Regions from separate parts of the Homo sapiens genome. Here region 2 is linked to region 1. The links are chromatin loops, found by intact Hi-C in ENCODE. Cell type or tissue: tibial artery. All regions are shown on one strand. Links, peaks and the distances in the headings refer to the core of each region. The heading gives the core; the rest is flanking DNA. Region 1 has its middle 28 kb from the start of MYH10. Region 2 overlaps CCDC42 (coiled-coil domain containing 42).

The links. A loop is a pair of places that touch in the nucleus more often than their neighbours do. Peaks named below come from ENCODE experiments on the same cell type or tissue, not always from the same donor. Only the 100,000 strongest peaks of a DNase experiment are listed, where the experiment ranks them.
Region 2: a loop joins it to region 1, with 3 times the contacts of the local background. A loop is called at or near these places in 4 of 110 quality-filtered maps.

What each region holds. Positions count from the first base shown.
Region 1 is chr17:8,654,160-8,662,492 of GRCh38, reverse strand. No RefSeq gene overlaps it. Among named protein-coding and RNA genes, the nearest start is that of MYH10, 28 kb to the right of the region's middle. In tibial artery, for the core only: no CTCF peak of the experiment used is centred there; no DNase peak of the experiment used is centred there; H3K27ac peaks cover 96 bases.
Region 2 is chr17:8,728,006-8,736,338 of GRCh38, reverse strand. CCDC42 (coiled-coil domain containing 42) reads left to right here. Exons shown (of 7, transcript NM_144681.3): 5 at 728-949; 6 at 1,085-1,243; 7 at 6,132-6,404. The coding sequence ends at 6,209. Among named protein-coding and RNA genes, the nearest start is that of CCDC42, 13 kb to the left of the region's middle. In tibial artery, for the core only: no CTCF peak of the experiment used is centred there; no DNase peak of the experiment used is centred there; H3K27ac peaks cover 2,330 bases.

The sequences.
Region 1 (8,333 bases), core at 120-8,119:
CTGCAGCCTTAAACTCCTTGGCTCAAGTAATCTCCCAACCTCAGCCTCCCCAGTAGCTGAGACTATATGGCTACCCCCACACTCAGCTAATTTTTTATAAAAAAAAGTTGTGTAGAGACAGTGTTTTGCTGTGTTGATCAGGCTGGTCTCGAATTCCTGGCCTCAAACGATCTTCCCATCTCAGCCTCCCAAAGTGCTGGAATTACAGGGATGAGCCACTGTGCCCAGCTTATAGATTGTTTTCTGATGAGTAACACAGGTACTGACCAAGGGCTTTGGACCATACAGACAAGGTTTGAGTTCCAGTCCTGTCCCTCACAAGCTCTAAATTAGTAAGTTCACAAGTATCTCAACCGCAGGGACAAAGGTGATGCAGCTACAGCAGAGATTGGGAGCATCAGACATTCATGCCATAGGTAGGTGATGGAGACTTCCTGGAGAATGTGGCAAACTGAGCTGGGTTTCAAAGGATGATGTTGTGGGTTGAATTGTGTACCCCAAATAGATTTGGGGTCCTAACCCCTGGTACCTGTGAATGTGACCTTACTTGGAAATAGGGTCTTTGTAAATATAACCATGTTAAGATGGAAGTCGTACTGGATTAAGGTAGGTCCTAAACCAGTGACTGGTGTCCTTATAAGAAGAGGGAAATTTGGACCCAGACACAGGGGAAATGGCACATAACAACAAAGGCAGAGGTTGGAGTGATGTGTCTACCAGCCAAGGAGGGCCAAGGATTTCCGGCAGCCACTAGAAACTAGAGAGAGGAGATGAAGAGTCCTTCCCTAGAGTCTTCAGAGAGAGCATGGCCCTGCTGACACCCTGATTTCAGACTTACAGCTTCCAGAATTGTGAAAGAATACATTTTGGTTGGTACAAGCCACCCAGTTTGTGGTCATTTTTTAATGGCAGCTCTAAGGAGCTAATATAGATGGCTAGGACTTAGAGATAGAGGAAAGGACTCTGTAGACAGCTATGGTGAGCAAATCTAACAACTCTTGAAAGCATATAGCGTCTTCGGGGAATAAATAGTAATTTGATGTGACTGGAGCAAAGGAGGTGGAAAGAATTCAGAAAGAGCCAAATATAGTGGAAGATGATGATAGAAATATAGGCTAGACGGCCAGACGCAGTGGCTCACACCTGTAATCTTAACACATTGAGAGGCCAAGGCTGGAGAATTGCTTGAGCTCAGGAGTTTGAGACCAGCCTGGGCAACATGGCAAAACCCTGTCTCTACTAAAAATATAAAAATTATCCAGGCGTCGTGGCGCACACCTGTAGTCCTAGCTACTCGGGAGGCTGAGGTGAGAGGATGGCTTGAGCCTGGAGGCAGAGGTTTCAGTGAGCCAAAATTGTGCCACTGCACTCCAGCCTGGGCAACAGAGGGAGACCCTGTCTCAGAAAAGAAAGAGAGAGAGAGGGAAGGAGAGAGAGAAAGAGAAGGGCAGAGGAAGGAAGGAAGGAAGGAAGGAAAGAAAAATAGAAGAAGGAAGGAAAGAAAGGGAGGAAAGAAGGAAGGAAGGAGAGAGAGGAAAGGAAGGAAGGAGAGAGAAAAAGAGAAAGAAGAGGGAGGAAGGAAGGAAGGAGGAAAGGAAGGAAGGAGGAAAAGAGAGAGAGGAAGGGAGGGAGGGAGGATGGAAGGAAGGAAGGAAGGAAGGAAGGAAGGAAGGAAAGAAGGAAGGAAGGAAGGGAGGAAAGAAGGAAGGAAGGAAGGAAGGAAGGAAGGAAGGAAGGAAGGAAGGAAGGAAAGCTGAAACCATCAGTGCCAGGCTGGGGAGACTGGCCTTTATCCAGTCATGTTTTTGCGTGTCTCAGTGGACAGACAGGAGTCCTTTATTCTGTCTCTGATTTGCTCTTCCTTGCCAATCATGCCTTGCTTTCATCAGAGGTCTGAACAGTGCTTGAGAGACATACTTTTCATTATTTGGGGTAAGACATTGCCATCTCAGCATGACTTTGAGTTTCTTTTTGTCCTTCTCACTGGTTTAGGCCCCAGCAAGGTTAGATGATGCTGGGCTTAGAGCCACAGGATGGATGACTTAAAGGTAGGGACAGGGTCTCATTTGCCTTTGAATCCTCAGCACATAGCATAGTGTAGGTGACATGTATTATTCAGGACTTTAGCTGTAAGTAAGAGAAACATAATTTTGCTTAAGCAAGGAGGAAATGCATTGGCTTACAAAACTGGGGGGGAAAATGAAAGGGTGTATTTTTTTCCTAGTGCTGCTCTAAGAAATGACCACAAACACGTGTGGTTTAAAACAACAGAAACTTACTCTCTTACAGTTCTGGAGGCTAGAGGTCTGAAACCAAGATGGCAGCAAGGTTGGCTCCTTCTGAAGGCACTTGGGGAGATTCTGTTCCATGCCCTTCTCTTAGCTTTGGGTGTTGCCAACAATCCTGGGCCTTCCTTGGCTTGCAAACTCATCACCCCAATCTCTGCCTTCATCATCAACTGAGGCTCTCCCTGTGTGCCTGTCTCTGCATTTCTTCTCTTCTTATAAGGACAGCTGTCATCATGGATTAGGGCCCACCCTAATGAAGTATGACATCATCTTAAGTTGATTACATCTGCAAACACCCTACGTCCAAATGAAGGCACATTCACAGGTACCGGAGGTGAGGACTTCAACATATTGTTTTGGGAATACAATTCAACCCACAACAGAGGGATAGCTGGTTTCAGGTGTGGCTGGTTTCAGAGAGTCAAGCAATATCATCAAGGCTCTGTCTCTTTAATGTTCAGATAGGCTCTCTGCCTTTATGGCCACTAGCAGCCCAATGATATATGTATATGGTGATGATACACGTGGGCTTCGACAGGAGTGGCAGTAAACAGCTCTTGTATTTCATGGTTGTGGAGGCCAAGAGGGATAATGAATCAGGAAAGATGAGAACAAGGCATGCTTGGTGATCAAGAGCAAATCAGAGACAGATTAAAAACAGTCTAGATAAGACAGACAGAGAGGGGATGGGGTGGTGCCAGTGGAATAGAGCTATTATGTCCAGGTGCCCTGGACAACTTGTTACCTGGTTGGGTGGGACAATTCACAATAAAGGGTTCAATAAAGAATAGGTGCCCAATACCAGGCTTGAGAAAAGCACTGTTTTTATGTACAGCTTGGTATCTCCTGCCAGGATTGGTGGGCTGGGATCTGTTGTTTTCCCTATGCGACTTCCATTCCCCATTTCTTTGGTGATAGCACCATCCTTTTCCTTTAGGGTAATCCCCACCACCACCACTGCCTCCACCTCCAGCTCCAGCTCCTGGGGTCTCCAGATAGCACAGGCTGGGCCATCAGGAGACTCCATCCCCTTGACCACAGTGATTGGCTCAGGGAAAGAGCTCCTGTCTGTCTAGCGAGTCCTAATCCCTAGACTTTTTCTGGAACTACTGGGGAAGAGAAGTGCTCTTTTCGGCGAGGAGGTTGTTAAACTGGTAGGATGTAAGTGTGAGGCTGCTCAGAACCATCTGTGCCACCACATGGGAGAGACTGCCTGTAAAGGAAATCAAGACAGAAAAGAGCAGAGCGGAGAAACGCAGAGGGAGAACCTGAGGCTCGGGGACATGGTTTGAGCAAATGCATGTGGCCAGGCCTGAAACAATGTCTTCCCAGGCACTTTGCAGGGTTCACATGGGCCACTGGATTCCCTTCTCTGCTTTAGCTACAGCAAGAGTCCACATTCCACAGGCCTGCTTCTCAAAGGCACCTCAGCCTTTGGTTGGGATGGACCCCAGAGGGTTAAACGTAGCCCTGGTGCCTGGCACATCCAAGGAGTTGGGGCAGGCGGTTGTAAGGAGTTCCACTTTCTCCCCTTGCCCTCAAGTGTTTTGTTACAAAGAAAGCAGAGGCTGAGTCAGTGGTTCCTTGAGTTGCTCTGGTCTTCCCCCAGGTTGTGCCAGTGGGGACCACGCTTTCTCTGAATTTCTTGGCCTGCTGTGGCTAATACGGAGTCATAAGCAGTCACGTCGGCCGCCTTTGCTAAAAATTGTCTTTATTTAATTCCAGGTGGATACCTTGCATTTAGCACTTCTTGCTTTCACATCTCATTTGATCTTTACAACAACCATGTAACAGAAGCAAGACTGATATTATCATTATTGTTATTTCCACCAACATACAGATGAGGAAACTGAACTGATAGTTTAACGATGCATGACTACAGTGTGATTGCTGCTGAGCTATAACCACAAAATGAGACTGGGCCCCATTTGTTCATCTATCCACCTATTCATCCAAAAAATATTTATTAAGGGTCTACAAGAGCCAAACTCTTTGCTACTTTCCTTTTTTTTTCTTTTTGAGATGGAGTCTGGCTCTGTCGCCCAGGCTAGAGTGCAGTGGCGCAATCTCAGCTCACTGCAAGCTCTGCCTCCCGGGTTCACCCCATTCTCCTGCCTCAGCCTCCTGAGTAGCTGGGACTACAGGCGCCCACCACCACGCCTGGCTGGTTTTTTTTGTATTTTTAGTAGAGACGGAGTTTCACCATGTTGGCCAGGATGGTCTCGATCTCCTGAACTCGCGGTCCACCTACCTTGGCCTCCCAAAGTGCTGGGATTACAGGTGTGAGCCACCACGCCTGGCTGCTAGTTTCAATAATGAGTTTAAAATAAGTAAATAAGATGTGAATCTTACCTTCAAGGATTTCATGGTCTCTGCGGAATGATAAAGACATGTTTCCAAATTATAATGTTAAAAAGGAAGGAAAGGGTATGTTTTATGAAAGGCCTTGGTAAAATGCTGTGGAAATTCAGGAGAAAGAGATTATTTCTACCTGTGGGGATTGACATTTGTGGACATCTTTGGAAAGCAAGTAGAATTTGGATGTACATGAATGAATGAAGTGGATTCCAGGAGGAGGGAAAGCATGAACAAAAATAAAACCATGGGGGGTCAAATGGATAAGCCAAAATCTGGACTTGGCTCAAGCACAAGTCATGTGAGAGGAAGATAGGAGAGCTTGCAGAGTTGGGTTCAGAGATCCATAAGGCCAAGCTAAAGAGATTGGGCTGTATTCTGTTGATGATAACTTTTTTTTTTTTTTTTTAAGCAGTAACTCCTTCATAGAAACTAATCTATGCCATGCAGAGGGTAGTTAAAAGGATAGGTAGGAGACTGAATGTAGGGATCAGTTTTCCAGGCAAGAAGTTATAAGGTCCAGAGTAGGCTAATGTTCTGGTTATTTATAGCTGTATTAACATATCACCCCCAAAACTTAAGGTCTCAAAATGGAAACTTTTTTTTTTTATTTTAGAGACGGGATCTTGCTCTATCATGCAGGCTGGAGTGCATGGCATGATCATAGCTCACTGTAACCTTGAACTCCTGGACTCAAGCAATCTCCCACCTCAGCCTCTCAAGTAGCTAGATTACAGGTGTGCACCACCACAGCCAGCTAATTTTTTACTTCTTGTAGAGATGGGGTCTCTCTATGTTGTACAGGCTGGTCTCAAACTCCTGGCCTCAAGCAATCATCCCGCCTCAGCCTGCCTAAGTGCTGGGGGTTAGAGGCTTGAGCCACTGTGCCCCGCCAACAACAGTTTTATTATATCTCACAACTGTGTGGATCAGGAATTTGGGTAGGGCTCAGCTGGGTGATTCTTCTGTTCCGTATAGCATTATCTGGAGTCACTCAGTGGTATTCAGCTGGTAGGCTGGAAGGCCCAAGATAGCTTCCCTCACATGCCTGGCTTCTTGAAAGAAACGGCTGGAAGGCTGACCTCAGTTGATCTCTTCTCCTTCTCCATATAGTTCCAGGGTCTTTCTAGCTGTCCAGGGCTCTAAGAGTGAGGGTTTGAGAGAGGAAGTGGAAATTGCAGATCTCTTAAGTCCTGGGCCTGTAGAGTGACACAGCATCATTTGTATCATAGGTATTGGTTCAACTAGTTACAGAGCCCACCCAGATTCAAGGGGGTTGGGACACACAGTCACTTTTCAATGGGAGCATTGTCAAAAACTTGTGACCATCTTTCTTTCACCACAGGTAATAATGGGAATGGACAGGTAGAAGGTGAATTATAAGGGAAAAGTCACAGGACTCGGCAACTGCTTGGAGTCATTCAGTCATGAAAGATTTATTGAGCATTTACGATGTCAGGCAATGTTATAGACACTGAAGACACAGCAGTGAACAAAACAGATAAAAACCCCTGGCCCCATGGAGCTTGTATGCTAGTGGATTGGAGAGTGAAAGGAGGCACTGATATTTCCAGTGTCTGTTCCTGGCAGCACAGTGTGGCCATTGTCAAATATAGGGACCTAGGGAGGCCAATCCGAATTTCGGTTTGATAACATAACCAGGAAACTAAGTGCTCAATTCTACTAGCACTTGGGTTGAAATCACAACCACAGGAACAGCCCTCCAACTCCAAGCCATTGAGGAAATCCAGGATTTTGCCTCCAACCACAGGCAGCACCTATGAGATTACAAAGAGAAAGACAGACACTTTAAAAACCTCATAGATTTCCAGCCTTCCTTGGGCTGGAAAAGCATGTGGAATCATGTAAATCCACAGTTTCACCAATTTTTAATTCATGAACAATCTTGTTTCAACAATAATTCTACCTCTTCCCCCTTCCAGATAATTTTGAATAAATCCCAGACATCATATTATCTTAAATATTTCTGTTAAGTATCTCTAGATAAGGACTTAAAAAAATAACCACAAGGTCAGGCGTGGATCACTTGAGCCCAGGAGTTCAAGATTAACCTAGGCAATGTGGCAAAACCCCATTTCTACAAAAAATACAAAAATTGGCCAGGCATGGGGGCACGGGACTGTAGTCCCCACTACTTGGGAGGCTGAGGTGGGAGGATCACTTGAGCCTAGGAGGCATAGGTCACAGCGAGCCAAGGTCATGCCACTGCACTCCAGCCTGGGTAACAGAGTGAGACCTTGTCTTAAAAAATAATAATAAATAACTAACCACCATATCATTATCACACCTGAAAAATTAACAATAATCAATTTCTCAATATATATTAAACCAATATTCAAATATTCCCAATGTATGGTTTTTTTGAATCAAGTGCCAAAAAAGGTTCATACATTATGTTTGCTGGTAAGTATTTCATCCCTTGTGCTTGATCTTGATCTATAGGTCTCTCTTCCATTTCTCTTTCTCCTTTCCTTTTATAGTAGCCCCCCTCTTATCTGCTGGGGATAAGTTTCAAGACCTCCGGTGGATGCCTGATAACACAGATAATATTAACCCCTATATCTGCCATGTTTTTTTCCTATTCATACATACCTCTAAAATAGTTTAACTTATAAATTAGGCACGGTAAGAGATTAACAACAATAACAAATGATAAAATAAAATAATTAGAACAATAGACTGTAATGAGAGTTATGTGAATATGGTCTCTCTGTCTCTCTCTTTACAAATATCTTATTGTACTATACATACCTATTTTGGGACCATGGTTGACCACGGGTAACTGAAACCTCAGAAACCAAAACTAAGGATAAGAAGGTACTATTGTAATTTCCTTTTAGTTTTTTTGAGACAGAGTCTCACTCTGTTGCCCAGCCTGGAGTGCAGTGGCACAATCTTGGTGCACTGCAACCTCCTTCTCCCAGGTTCAAGCGATTCTCCTGCCTGAGCCTCCCTAGTAGCCGGGATTATAGAAATGCACCACCATGCCCAGCTAATTTTTTTTGTATTTTTAGTAGAGACAGGGTTTCACTGTGTTGACCAGGCTGGTCTTGAACTCCTGACCTCAAATGATCCGCCTGCCTCGGCCTCCCAAAGGGCTGGGATTACAGGCGTGAGCCACCGCACCCAGCCCCCTTGTAGTTTATTGTTGAAGAAATCAGGTTGTCCTATAAAATTTTCCACAGCCTGAATTTTTCAAGATTGCTGTCCTATGGTGATGTTTAACTTGTTTCTCTGTCCTCTGTGTTGCTGGTAAATTGGTAGTGAGATCCAGAGGCTGAATCACACTTAGGTTTCTTGACAAGAATAGCTCAGAGGTGGGATTGTGTATTTCCGCCAGGAGTCACATGTCAGGTTGATTTCCTTCTTGTGATGTTAACATCCATTGACAATTTTTGTTAAAATGCAGTATTTTCAGGGGTTGTAGAACAATGATGTTCCAATTCTATAATTCCTTTGTCATTTTTCAGCTGCAATACTTATATAAAGAGAAACTTCTCTCTCCTCAACTATTTGGCCATCTGAGATAACAGTCATACAAGAAAGGCAAGATAAATGCTGGATTTTTTTTTGCCTCTATTTACCTGTTTTCAAAATGATAACATCGTTCCCTTGCCCTTTTCAAAGTTAACCAATGAGTTAGATTGTTTCTTTTTGTCATTAAAAACC
Region 2 (8,333 bases), core at 154-8,153, 74 kb before region 1:
CCCTGCTTCTCCCTCAGTAAATGAACAAATACCAGAGATCACCAACGTGAAGGCTTTCCCAGAGTCCCCTCCAGCCCTATCCCCCAGTCATAGATAGGGCTTATCTTGCTGTTGTAACTGACTGTTTACTTGTCTGTCTGTCCTCCCTCCATGCCACCCCCCAAGCTGTAAGCTTCCTAAGAGCAGAATCTGGTTTTCCTAACTCCTGCTATTTCCCTAGCATTTAGCATAGCTCCTGGCTTGTAAGTGGTTCCTGGTACAATCTTGTTGAATAGGAAATTCTTGCCTTGGAAGACATTGCAAAATGCCTTCCATCAGCGATTATCAACCCTGGCTGTGCCTAGAGCCACCAGGGGACCTTTTGCAAAATTCAGATGCCAGAGACCACAGAAGACTTGTTTATTCATCTGAATCTCTGGGGGTGGAGACTGGCAGGTGTCCTTTTTAAAGCCCCTACAGGTGATTCTCACATGCAGTTAAAGTCGAAAATCCCTAGCCCAGTTGTGCATCCCCCTGCCCAACAAATGGACCGTGGCCCGTACAAACCCAGGAGAAGCAGGCAGCGGAACCCCAGTGTCCCTCACAGCCTCTGGCCGTGACCCTGGCCAAGGGCCTGCCTGCCCAGGTGTCCAGGTGTCCAGGCATCCAGGCTGGAGGTTGGCAGGACTGGGTGGCTCCCTCAGGCCCCAGGGGCTGGCTGTGCATTGACCTGAGCCCCTGACCACAGTTCGAGGAGATCCATGAGGTGATTGCACGCTACAAGACGCTGGTGAGCATGCGCCACGACCTCATGCAGTCTGCGCAGGAAGGCCAGGAGAAGATTGAGCGCGCCAAGGCCCGGCTGGCGCGCTACATGGAGGAAAAGGATGATGAGATCCTGCAGCAAAACAATGAGCTGGCAAGGCTGCAGATGCGCTTTGACCGTGCCCGCAGCAATGTCATCTTCTGGGTGAGGGGCCCGGGGCGGGCCGGGGGCTCCCAGGCACTGGGTGAGTGCGGGCCCTGAGCATACACACACACACATACACACAAACACACACACACCACATGCTGTGCTCATGCCCCGTCCTTATCCACTCTCCAGGAATCTCGCTGGGCGCACATCCAGAACACCGCAGCCAAGAAGACCCTCCTGCTTGGCACCATTAAGATGGCCACGCTGAACCTCTTCCAGATCGTGAGCAAGCACCTGAAGGAGGTGACTGAGGTGGCACTGGAGGACACCCACAAGCAGCTGGACATGGTAGGAGGAGGGGACAGGCACTGGGCCCGTGGGGTCGGCTGGGCCGAGGAGGTTGCCAGTTGGTTGGGTGGAAGAATGAACCTGACAGAGAAGCAGAGCAGGGACTCTCAAAATTTAACAACATCAGGATCACCTGGGAGGGTGAGGAGTATTACTGGGCCCCACCCGCAGAGTCTCTGACTCAGTGGATCTGAGATGAGAACTCATGAATTTACATTTTCAGCAAGTTCCCAAGTGACGCTGCTGGTTCGGGTTCCATACTTTGAGAACCATTGCATTAGCACCGAAACCCTTTTAGCCCCAGTCTACAGAGCAGTAGCAGGGACCCACTACTGAATCCATTAGTTGTGCAAAACAGCCTCATTAAATTCTAGTGAGATACTGTGGCTTGCTGAAGGCTTGAGCTTGAGGCCCACACTTCGTTAAAAAGAGAAATTGGGGCCAGGCACGGTGGCTCATGCCTGTAATCCCAGCACTTTGGGAGGCCTAGGTGGGTGGATCACCTGAGGTTGGGAGTTCCAGGCCAGCCTCAAAAAAACAAACAAACAAAAAACAAAACAGCAATTGACTTAGAGGCACTTTCCCTACTTTTCCAAAAAAAAAAAAAAAGTGAAATTCATGAAATATACACAGCTAGGAAAAAGGAGTTCCCTAAAACAAATAATTAGCCTACATTTTAAAGCCTGTTTGAACAGAATTATTTTATAGCCCAAAGGAGGGCGTTTGTAAGCAAGTGTGTTCTGGAAGTAGCAATTCTCAACATTTCACCTTTACACTCCTAGAGTTTATTGAGGATTCCCAGAGAGCTTTTCTTTATATGGTTGTATCTATAATTGCCACAATAGAAATTAAAACAGAAAATTTTAAAACATTTGTTTAATTCATTCATTTTTAAATAATGATAAAAAGTATGTTAACAGAAATAGCATTTTTTATGGAAAAAAGTTTCAAAACTGTTTTGTGAGAAGAGTGGCATTGTTTGACGCACTTGCAGATCCCTTTAATGTCTAGTTTAACAGAGGACAGGCCGGTGCTCATGTCCACTCCTGCGTTCATTCTGTTGTGACAGCATATGTCATGGAAACTCCTCTCTGGGAAATGCCACTGTGTGCTCATGAGAGAATAAGAGCGAAAAAAAGGCAAATAACATTTTAATATTATCGTAAAAAGAGTTTTGGCCTCAAAAACCCCTATGACCCACAATAGGGTCTCAGAGACTCCAGAAATCCTCGGGCCCCCTCCCCTCAGCCTCCCGGAGGTCCTCAGGCCCTTGCCCTTAGCTGTTGTAAAGAAAGATGCAGTGGGAGGGCCCAGCACAGTGGCTCACACCTGTAATCCCAGCACTTTTGGAGGCTGAGGCGGGTGGATCATGAGGTCAGGAGTTTGAGACCAGCCTGGCCAACATGGTGAAACCCCATCTCTACTAAAAATGCAAAAATTAGCCGGGCATGGTGGCAGGCACCTGTAATCCCAGCTACTCGGGAGGCTGAGGCGGGAGAATCGTTTGAACCTGGGAGGCGGAGGTTGTAGTGAGCCAAGATCGTGCCATTGCACTCCAGCCTGGGCAACAAGAGCAAGACTTCATCTCAAGATTCACTGGGAGATGCTGCCCTCCAGCAGCTCACTCCCACAGGCACATCTCCTGCTGAGACCATGGCTTCTAGTCCATCCACTCCAAATTTTGAGTTTCTGAATCCCTCTCAACTTGGATTCACCTCTACAGGAGAACTTCAGATTGCCCAAAAGTTATTAGAAAATATCTCACTTCATTCCCGTAGGAGATGAACCTACTCACGGAAATACACGACCGAGTCGCCTACAGATTTAAACTTAAGGACCTGGGAAAGTACAAGTTGAAATCAGAGGTCAAGGATGGAGAGAAATACAGACTGCCCTTGGTTCTTAAGGGTCTTAGACAGGGGCAGTAATTGTTTCTGAGCTTGCTGGTAACCTGAATGAAAAGCCACCTGTAGCTCTTATACTAGAATAAGAAAAAATAAGGTTTCCTCCGAGACAATGTGCCTTTTCCCAGCACTTAGTTCTCACTGAAATTTCTCGATGAGGCTTCATTGACACTGTATGAATAATGTTCTCAACAGCATCCCTGCAACCAATGCAGGCACTGGCTTTGTAAGGCAGCTGCTTATAGAGAACAAGGAACGTGGTACACAGGACAGCTTAGGAAAAGCGATTCTGCAGAAGGCCAAGTCAATTTGAATTCCTTCGAGTGTGTCATGGAAGGTTTGGCATTATCCCTGAAGAAAAGCCAAACTATCTGAACAAGCACTTTCCAGACTGAATCTCCTGAGCTATTGTTTCCTAGGGGGAATAAAAGGACTCCATAGACTAATACATTTAGAAACTCTAAATTAAACGAAGATGAGATTAAAAAAACAAACAGGACTTGGAGTCTTTGCTATAGTTCTATGCCCTGAGATGCTCCCAGCAGACAGCGTTTCTAAAACTGACTTGACCACAGGACTCCTTTGGGGCATGTGACCACTTATTATGAGAACATAGCTCAGGAAACGCTGACCTGTCTTCTCTGTCATCTTGGGAAAGCTGCTTTAATTCATTGACTCTCTGTTTTCTCATTTGCAAAATGGGAATGATATTGGTAATGGTAACAGTATCAGCAGCTGACAGTTGTTGAGAGCTTTGGACAAAGTCTGTGTAGTTCCATCTCCAGAGACAGCCTTGAAAAGGAGAAGTTTTAGAACTGAAATCCTTTTTTTATTTTTTTAATTTTAGGTTCAGGAGTACACGAGCAGGTTTTTTTTTTTTTTTTTTTTTTTTTGAGACGGAGTCTCACTCTGTCGCCCAGGCTGGAGTGCAGTGGTGTGATCTCGGCTCACTGCAAGCTCCGCCTCCCAGGTTCACGCCATTCTCCTGCCTCAGCCTCCCGAGTAGCTGGGACTACAGGCGCCCGCCACTACGCCTGGCTAATTTTTGTATTTTTAGTAGAGACGGGGTTTCACCGTGTTAGCCAGGGTGGTCTCGATCTCCTGACCTCGTGATCCGCCCGCCTCGGCCTCCCAAAGTGCTGGGATTACAGGCTTGAGCCACCGCGCCCGGCCTTAATTTTTTGTATTTTTAGTAGAGATGGGGTTTCACTGTGTTAGTCAGGATGGTCTCGATCTCCTGACCTCGTGATCCACCCGCCTTGGCCTCCCAAAGTGCTGGGATTACAGGCGTGAGCTACCGCGTCCAGCCAAGCAGGTTTGTTATATAGGTAAACTCATGTCACAAGGGTTCGTTGTACAGGTTATTTCATCACTCAGGTATTAAGCCGAGTATCCAATAGTCATTTTTTCTGATCCTCTCCCTCCTCCCACTCTCCACCCTCAAGCAGATCCCAGTATGTGTTGTTCCCCTCTTTGTGTCCACGTGTTCTCATCATTTAGCTCCCACTAATAAGTGAGAACACTCAGTATTTGGTTTTCTGTTCCTGCGTTAGTTTGCTAAGGATAGTGACCTCCACCTCCATCCATGTGCCTGCAAAGGACGTGATCTCATTCTTTTTTATGGCTACATAGTATTCCGTGGTGTATAAGTACCACATTTTCTTTATCCAGTCTACCATTGATGGGCATTTAGGTTGATTCTCTTTGCTATTGTGGATAGTGCTTCAGTAAACATCCCCATGCATGTGTGTTTATGATAGAACGATTTATATTCCTTTGGGTATATAACAAGTAATAGGACTGCTGGGTTGAATGGTAGTTCTATTTTAATTCTTTGAGGAATCACCATACTGCCTTCCACAATGGTTGAACTAATTTGCACTTCCACCAACGGTGTATGAACGTTCCCTTTTCTCCACAACCTCAGCAGCATCTGTAACTTTTTGACTTTTTAATAGTAGCCATTCTGGTGTGAGATGGTATCTCACTGTGGTTTTGGTTTGCATTAGAACTGATATCTTAGAGGCTGTCTGGGCCAATCTTTTCTCCCTCTCTCCTTATTAAAGATGAAGAACTGAGTTCCAGAAAGATGGAGTGATTGCCCCAGACCTGCGACGGGGGCCCAGCTAGGTCATCTGACTTCTGGAGCATGACTTCCGTGTCATGCTGACTGCGTGCTCTTTACAAAACAGAAGGCGGTGAACAGAATTTACATTCCTTTTCATGACTCAAGGTTATCATGATGAGCATCAGCTCTGGGTTTCGAATGCACGACCACCTTGAGGGCGGTGAAGTTGTGGAAGGCGGTCTGCCCATGCTGACGGAACCCTGCCTGCTAAATCCTTTTCATCCACCAGCCTGCTTGTGACCCTTTCTTTCTTATCCCTCCTGCTTGACTCTCAGCCTGGACTTCATACATCACCAGGGTCTGCCTTCAGGAGTTCCCAACTCCATCCCTGTTTTGTTGCTTCTCATCGGCTACACCCAACACTCAATTTCACCTCAAAACATTGTCAAATGAGAGAAAGTGGCCTCCTCAAGAAGTCAGTCATGGTTGGGTGCAGTGTCTCATGCCTGTAATCCCAGCCTTTTGGGAGGCTGAGGCGGGTGGATCACTTGAGGTCAGTAGTTCAAGACCAGCCTGGCCAACATGGTGAAACCCCATCTCTACTAAAAACACAAAAATTAGCTGGGCATGGTCACAAGTACCTGTAATCCCAGCCACTCAGGAGGCTGAGACACGAGAATTGCTTAAACCCAGGAAGCGGAGGTTGCAGTGAGCCTAGATCGTGCCACTGCACTCCACCCTGGGTGACAGAGCAAGACTCTTGTATCAAAAAAATAAATAAATAAAAATTTAAAAAGAAGTCAGTCACAGGAAAGCAATGATGAATTCTTTACAAGTGAATGTCTGGGATGCTCCATCTTGGGACAGGGGAGGCCTCTGGGGGGCGGAGTTAACGCTGGGCTCCTTGCCTTTCTAGATCCAGCAATTTATCCAAGACCGGTCGGACATCTGGGCAGAGGTGAAAAAGAAGGAACAACAGCGAGTCCGGATTTAAGGAGGCAGCCTTGTTCCAGAATGTCCTGAGACAGAGATCGTGAAAGAAGAAGTCGTGAGCCTGCGGTCCAGTCAGTCCAGCTCGGGACCGATGCCTGCTGTGCCTTCCTGCTGAGGGACACCTGCTTATTTTCCCCCGTGGGCCTCACTCTATCCCTGAAAACAGTGAATGTTATATGAAGTTTGTTCTCAAGTTCTCTCTAGCCCTTTGGTAGTTTATTCATGGGGAAGAGTGCAGTGACGGGGGACCCCCCCAACAAGCACTCACTCTCAAAGCTGGTCACCTAGGCTGCCTGGGAACTAGAAACCACATCTTAGGTCTGGTGTCCCCTCACCTTTGGGCTCACACACAGTCAGTGTTCAGGTGGGCAACAAACCAGTAGGGTCAGTACAGAGGACTCTTCTCTCATCCACCACTTCAAACTTTTATATTTTATTTTATATTTTATATTATATTATTTTATTTTATTTTATTTTTTTATATTTTATATTTTATATTTTATTTTATATTTTATAATTTTATATTTTATATTTTATTTTATTTTATTTTTATTTATTTTATTTTATTTTATTTTTGAGATGGAGTTGCCCAGGCTGAAGTGCAAGGCGCGATCTCGACTCACTGCAACCCCTGCCTCCTGGGTTTAAGCGATTCTCCTGCCTCAGCCTCCCGAGTAACTGGGATTACAGGCGCCCGCCACCATGCCGGGCTAATTTTGTATTTTTAGTAGAGACAAGGTTTCACCATGTTGGTCAGCCTGGTCTCGAACTCCTAACCTCAGGTGATCCACCCACCTTGGCCTCCCAAAGTGCTTGGATTAGAAGCATGAGGTGTTTCTAATTTGGGTGCAAAGACCCACTTAAAACTACGAAGGCAGCTTCCCAGGTCAGAGCTGCAAAAGTGCTGAGTCGAGCACTCTTCCCTGACTTCAGGAGCAAGCTCTGCTCCCCTGCCCCACTGTGTGCGCTAAAACATGCAAGCCAGTGTCAGCAACGCTAAGGAAGGAACAGCCCTAGTTACTGCCCTAGTTACTGGGCAGGCCACCAGTAACTAGGGAGGGATCACTAATGTGCCAAATGACAAGCTCAAGGCTCAGGAGCACCTCAGCAGGCTGGGATGATGGATTAAAACCAGCCAAACTCAACTCAATTGAGGTCAATGTAAAATCTCAAACTTAGGTTCAAAAACTCAATTGCACATTTTTAAATCAATAGCAAAAGCCAAGTCAGAGAGCCGTGGGGAAGTAACATGTATTCAACAGGGACTTCATTTGTATCCGCCTTTTGAAAACCCAGTGAGGCATCATTATCCTGACTCACAGAGCAGGATGCTTGCCTGGGAACCCTGGCTACAGGACGACAGGGTCAGGATTCACCCCTGGGTCTGCTCTTCCTGAGCCTGGTCTCTCCCCCTCGTCAGTCTGCCTCCCAGAAAGCAGAGGCCCTGTGCTTTTGTCCCCAAAGCAGGCTGAGGAGCAGACTTAACAAGGCTCCGTGTCTCCTCCCTGGCCCTGTGATCCTAGAGGGCCCTCAGACTGCCCGGATTCCTGTTGTCTCAGGGAAGGCACTGCTGCAGCTGCCCTGCCAGGATCGCTGCGTGGCCGCAGTAACCCCTCACCTTCACATACAACACCTTACAGCAGTCATTCTCAGGCGTGGTCCCCGGACCAGCAGCGTCAGCATCACCTGGCAACTTTACCAGTTAAATTCTCAGGCCCCACTCCAGACCTGAGAATCAGAAACTCCAGGGGTGGGACCCAGCACTCTGGGTTTTAAGAAGCCCTCCACATGATTCTGATGCGTGCTCAAGTTGAAGAACCACTGCCCTGCAGTGACCAAACACTTTCAAGCACCTGGGCTCCACTCATTTCCTACCTCAAGAAGCAATACGTGTCTACCTGGGTCAGCGTTTAGCAAGAGAAGTAAGTAGATTGATAGATAGATAGATAGATAGATAGAGATGGATGGATGGATGGGTGGGTGGGTGGATGGGTGGATGGGTGGATGGGTGGATAGATGGATGGATGGGATAGATAAATAGTAAATAGAAGATAGATGGTAGGTAGATAAGATAGGAGATAATAGCAGATAGATGATAGATACATAGATATAGAAGATAGATGAT